2 separate regions of the Mus musculus genome follow, and region 2 is linked to region 1. A link is a loop called in an ENCODE intact Hi-C map of the cell type or tissue named here. Cell type or tissue: gastrocnemius. All regions are shown on one strand. Links, peaks and the distances in the headings refer to the core of each region. The heading gives the core; the rest is flanking DNA. Region 1 has its middle 100 kb from the start of Gm33886. Region 2 overlaps Kcnmb2 (potassium large conductance calcium-activated channel, subfamily M, beta member 2).

The links. A loop is a pair of places that touch in the nucleus more often than their neighbours do. Peaks named below come from ENCODE experiments on the same cell type or tissue, not always from the same donor. Only the 100,000 strongest peaks of a DNase experiment are listed, where the experiment ranks them.
Region 2: a loop joins it to region 1, with 3 times the contacts of the local background. A loop is called at or near these places in 30 of 42 quality-filtered maps.

What each region holds. Positions count from the first base shown.
Region 1 is chr3:31,788,963-31,791,882 of GRCm38, forward strand. No RefSeq gene overlaps it. Among named protein-coding and RNA genes, the nearest start is that of Gm33886, 100 kb to the left of the region's middle. In gastrocnemius, for the core only: a CTCF peak has its summit at 1,575 (motif pointing right); a DNase peak (open chromatin) is centred at 1,654.
Region 2 is chr3:32,192,579-32,195,498 of GRCm38, forward strand. All of the region lies in intron 5 of Kcnmb2 (potassium large conductance calcium-activated channel, subfamily M, beta member 2), which reads left to right. Among named protein-coding and RNA genes, the nearest start is that of Gm42201, 130 kb to the right of the region's middle. In gastrocnemius, for the core only: no CTCF peak of the experiment used is centred there; a DNase peak (open chromatin) is centred at 1,649.

The sequences.
Region 1 (2,920 bases), core at 88-2,587:
AAATATGGTACATTTACACAATGGAATACTACTCCACTATTAAAAACAATGAATTCATGAAATTCTTAGGCAAATGGATAGAACTAGAAAATATCATCCTGAGTGAGGTAACCCATTTGCCAAAGAACACACATGGTATGCACTCACTGATAAGTGGATATTAGCCCAAAAGCTCCAAATAATCAAGATACTATTCACAGATTATAAGAAGTTCAATAAGAAGGAAAACCAAAGTGTGGGTGCTCAGTCTTTCTTAGAAGGAGAACAAAATACTCACAGGAGCAATTATGGAGCTAAAGTGTAGAAAAGAGACTACAGGATTGGCCGTCCAGAGGCTTTCCCGAGATCCATCCCATATACAGTTACCAAACCTAGACACTATTGTGGATGCCAAGAAGTGCATGCTGGAAGGAGCCTGATATGATTGTCTCCTGAGAGGCCCTGCCAGAGCCTGACAAATGCAGAGAGGTGCAGGCTCACAGCCAACCATTGGACTGAGCCAGTGTCCCCAATAGAGGAATTAGAGAGAAAGGAATAAAGGAGTTGATTTGGTTTGCAATCCCAGGAAGAAAAACAATATCAACCAACCAGAACCCCCCCCCACCCCTCTCAGAGATCCCAGGGACTAAGCCATAAACAAAGGAGTACACATGACTCCAGCTGCATATGTAGCAGAGGATGGCCTTGTCATGCATCAGTGGGAGGAGAGGTCCTTGGTCCTATGAAGGCTTGATAGATGCCCCAGTGTAGAGGAATTGAGGGCAGGGAGGTGGTTTGGGGTGGGTGGGTGGAAGAAAACTCTCATAGAAGCAGGGGGAGGTAGGATGGGATAGGCTGAAACCAGGAAAAGAGATAATATTTGAAATGTAAGTAAAGAAAATATCCAATAAAAACTAAAAAAATAAAGATTGAGTTTTTAGGAAAGGGAGCATGGTGGCAGCAGTTGCAATAAAGGCAATTTTTAGGAAGTAGTTTATATCTGCTAGCAAAGAATTTATATTAAGTTGGTAGATATAGTATGCATAAAAATATTTAGCAAAGGTCATCAGACAGGCCTGTGCTTATGAGGACCATGAGCCTGCCTAACCCTCAGCTTCTGCCGCCTGGAAACATTAAAGATTTTCCAGCAAAGACTTCTAGCTTTTCAGTGAGCACTGGCCCTTCTTATCCATTTGTAGCCATTAATAGCCTTTATTCCCATTGAGGCCTATTGGTGATGGGAAGTTCTCAGAGAGTTGGTCATTGACTACACAACTGGACCGATACTACAGTGAAGCAGAAAGAAAACAGCCTTTGATTTGGAAATTGGTTAATTTAACAATCTGAGCAGAACCTAGAAAGTATAAATTAATATTTTTGTCTGGGCAAACACTAAAAGCAAGTGAATAATAAAAGTAAATTTAAATCAAATTCTGAAGTAAGTTCCCCCAAGGCTTTAAAAATTCAGTTAACTGTCCTTTGCTTTGCTTGTTTCTCTGTAATTTAAATTGCCAGTACACCTGCTTAGATGTAACCACTGTACAGAGAACAGAGAATAAGCTCACAATTACTGGAAATGTCCACAAGGTGTCAGCCTTGGGCCAAAAATGATAAACCTAACACTTAAAGGTGGTTTAAATTTTTTAAACTGAAGCTTTTTAAAATTTACTTTTTTGTGTATTCACTTTACATGCAGATCGTACCCCTCCCGATTCCTCCTCTCCTGCAATCCCGCCCTTACAAATTCCTCCTCCTCCTCCCCCATTACTCCCTCCCATTCTCCTCAGAGAAGGGGAAGCACCCGTGGGTACCACCCCACCTGGGACATCTAGTTGCCATAGGCCCTAGTTCCTCCTCTCCCATTAACATCCCCTCCCCCCAGGTAGTCCATCTAGGAGAAAGGATCCAATGCCAGGAACTGACTCAGAGACAGGTCCCTCTCCAATTGTTAGGGGACCCACATGAAGACCAGGCTGCACATCTGTTAGAAATGTGTAAGGTGACTAGGTCCAGCCCCTGAATGCTCTTTGGTTGATGGTTCAGTCTCTGTGAGCCCCTACGGGCCCAGATTAGTTGACTCTTTAGGCTTTCTGTGGTGTCTTTGATCCCACCAGCTCACTCAATTCTATCTCCCACTATTACAAGATTCCCCAAGCACCGCTTGATGTTTGCCTGTGGGCCTCTGCATCTGCTTTCAGGAGACGGTTCTGTTAGGCTTCTGTCTGTAAGCCCAGCAAAATATCATTAACCATGTCATGGATTGGCTGTCTTACAAGGGATTGTGTTTCAAGTTGGGCCAGTCATTGGCTGGCCCTCAATCTCTGCTTCATCTTTAGATCTGCGCATCTTATAGGCAGGACACAGTTTGGGTTAAAGGTTTTGTGGGTGGATTGATGCCCTGCTCCCCCCACTGTAAGTCCCACCTGGCTATAGGAAGTGGCCACTTCAATCTCCATATTCCCCCACTGCTAGAAGTCTCAGCCAGGGTCACTCCCATAGAGTCCCAGGAACCTCCCCCATCCCAGGTCTCTAGCTACTCCCAGAGATGCCCCAATCTGTTGCCACTCTCATTCCCAGACTTCTCCCACAGTCCCACCCCACACCTGATCATCATCCCAGTTACCGTACTCACCCCCTCTTCCACCCGTTTCCCTCTCTCCATCTACCACCAATGACTATTTTTTGTTTCCCCTTCAGAGTAAGATTCACATATCCTCCCTTGGGACCTCCTTATTAGTTGGTTTCTTTGGGTCTGTGAATTGTAGCATGGTTATCCTGTACCTTATGTTTAATGTCCAGTTTTGTACTTTCTGGGTTTGGGGTCCTTGCTCAGGATAATATTTTCCAATTCCATCCATTTGCCTGAATATTTTCACAATGCCTTTGTTTTTAATAGCTGAATAGAATTCCATTGTGTAATCATACGACATTTTCTTTATGC
Region 2 (2,920 bases), core at 213-2,712, 400 kb after region 1:
AAAAGAAAAGGAGGTCTAAGTTTATGCCCTCAACTTGACCTGTGTCCCTCACAAATGTGTGGAACTCAAAGGTTCAGAATAGCACAAGGTTTCCTTACTTCAAAACCAAGCTTGTTCATGTTTCACCTGAGTGACTTTGTTTATTTAACTCAAGACAGATGAAATAAGGTGCCCTGGTGGCTGACGAGCTTTTAGGACAAATCGGATGTGCCTCTGTGATGTATTATCTTTTCAGGAAAGCTCTTAGGCACACTCCTCTCCAGGCTTACCAGCACATCCTGTTGTATTCTCTTTCTGACGTCTATCCTACATTGTTTTTATTTTTGACACCTGTGTATTGCTAGTTGGCATATTAGCACCATATTTATTAGATCCAATAACTATTTGGATTTCATTGAACATCTAACCTCTTCTTGAAATAAGGTAGTTCCTTTCTTATAAAAGAGCAAATAAAGCATAAGACTCTTCCTTGAAGAAGTCCCAAAGAACTGATGGTGCCCTCCCCATCATTGGAAGAAAACAGAGGCTGACAGTGAGGTTACTCAGCCAGATCCTGCCCTGCTGCTGGGCCCATCTTTCATCTCTGGGATGACGGCCCGTCACTCTACTTCACATGTGCCTAGTGAGGCATGTCTAAAAAACCCAACAGGTAGTTTAAGAAAAAAAACTTCCTGTCTATCATGAGAATAAAAATAGCTCAGTTGACATAGAAGATTCTGGAAGTAAGATGAGGTAGGGAAGGTCAATTCAGCTGTGATGAAAAGAACTGGAAAGAAGTGCAGTTGCTGAGTCTTAATTGGCCACCTAAGCAAAGAAGCGACCAGGAGATGCTGAAAACCAAGTTTTCATAGCTAGAAGAGGAAGGGTCATGGCGTGGATCACAGGGGCTAGAGAAAGAGGTCAGGTCTATTAACAAAGCCTGGGTTAAGAAGAGACTGTTAAAACAACTCTTAATTTACCATCATACACACAGATCAGCACATCATCATCAGTGTTCACCCCTAAATTATATATATATATATGTGTGTGTGTATCACCCCAATCTGTCAAGGATCAGGAATCATTGGTGCAGAAGAGGGAGTGAAATGATTATAAAAGCCAGAGTTGGGAGATGACAACATGGAAATTGTTCAGTGTACACCACTGGACATTTGCCCATGTGAATTAACAGTGGCTGTGACAACATGCATAAGACCTGCTCAAACTCAAACCAGACAAAAAATCTCAGTATAGAGGCAGGAGGTGGCCACAAAGTCCCTATTCTCTGATGAAGAACTATTGTTATTGATAGCTGCCAAGAAAGGGAGAGTTAGTTTTCTTTAAGGGTGTGGATCTAGCAGATTGACCTTCCAAGGGTTTATAGCCAGCACTAGTTGGACTAAGGGGACTCTCTGATGTAGAGGCCCCCTGAGCTGGAACTCACCTGAAAGCTACTTCCATGAGGATTAGCTTTCAAGGTACAGAAAGCATCATGTAAGCTTCCAAAGGAGAGAATAAATCAACCATCTTACATATAACAATGAGGCTATGAACCACAACAATGGACGTGACAACCAGCATGTCATGTCACCCTAAAAGTGCGGTGGTTCCATGCATACCTTGGTGGTTACCAAAGGTTCTATAAATGGAAGGGAACCATTCCAGGCACTGGGAACCTAGCCAATTATCCCAGGGCTGGTGACGTCATGGGTACTGGAGACCCTATAATTACCATTCTACTAAACCAGCATAACCCATAACGACATTCTACATATGTGTCCTTGAATCCACAGATGAGTGTAGTCCTCGCCCCTCATCATGGAAACTTCCTTCTGCAACAGAGACCATTACAGAAAAACACAGCCAAATCAAAATGCAGAGTTGTGGATCCCAGTCCCAACAAATACATCTACAAAACAATTCCTGTACGTAAGACTCAGGGAACACTTGAGAAGGGGGAGCAGAAAGATTGTGAGAGTCAGAGGATCAGGGAGTTTGCTGTGAGGTTGCATAGTCCAGGAATGTCAGGAACTACACCTGTAAAGTCTCACCAACACAACTTCCAAAGATGAGCTGATGAGGAACAACAATAAATGTGCTGATGTAGCTCGGGAACGGCCACGGGGCCTCAACCTTACACAGAGAACAACAGGCAAATGAAGGTAGGCTGAGAGCAGAAGGAGTAGTATTCCCCAGGTAAAAGCACACCAACCACTTATCTGATACCAAATGGTCAGCCCTGAAAACACATACAATTAACATGACACAGACTGAGATTGTTGGATGTAGGATGATGCATGCATATACATATATGCGTGTAACAATGATCAATGGACAAAAAGACCTTAAACTTGGAAGAAAGTAAAGAGGATTATATGGGGAGGTTTTGTGGAACAAATTGGGTTGGTGGTACTGTAGTTACATTATAATCTCAAAAGTAAAAGAAGTAATTAAAAAGATGTAGACTCAGAGTTGGATGGGTATGGAAAGGGGGAAGATCTTAGAGGAGTTGGGGGATGGAAGTAACTGTGATAAAAATATAATGCATAAACATCTCAAAAACTTAATAAAAATATTAATAGTGGATAATAAGAAGACTATCAAGGCAGGGAGACAGCTCAGTCAGGAAAGTGGACCATGCAAGCAAGAGGCCTAGAATTCAGATTCCCCAGGACCAATGTAAAAGTAGTGCATCTATATTCCCAGTGCTGGGGAGGTTGGGACGGGAGAATCTTGGAAACTCACTAGCCAGCCAGTCTAGCCAATTGGTGAGTTCCAGGTTCAATGAGAGACCTCGTCTCAAAAAAAAAAGAGGAAAATTATTTAGAACAACATACAATATCAACTTTTTATAATATCAACCACTCACATAAAATTATCCCCCAAACATATGATGAAGTCATGTGATATTAGATCATCACTCCATGTTATGCCCACTTCT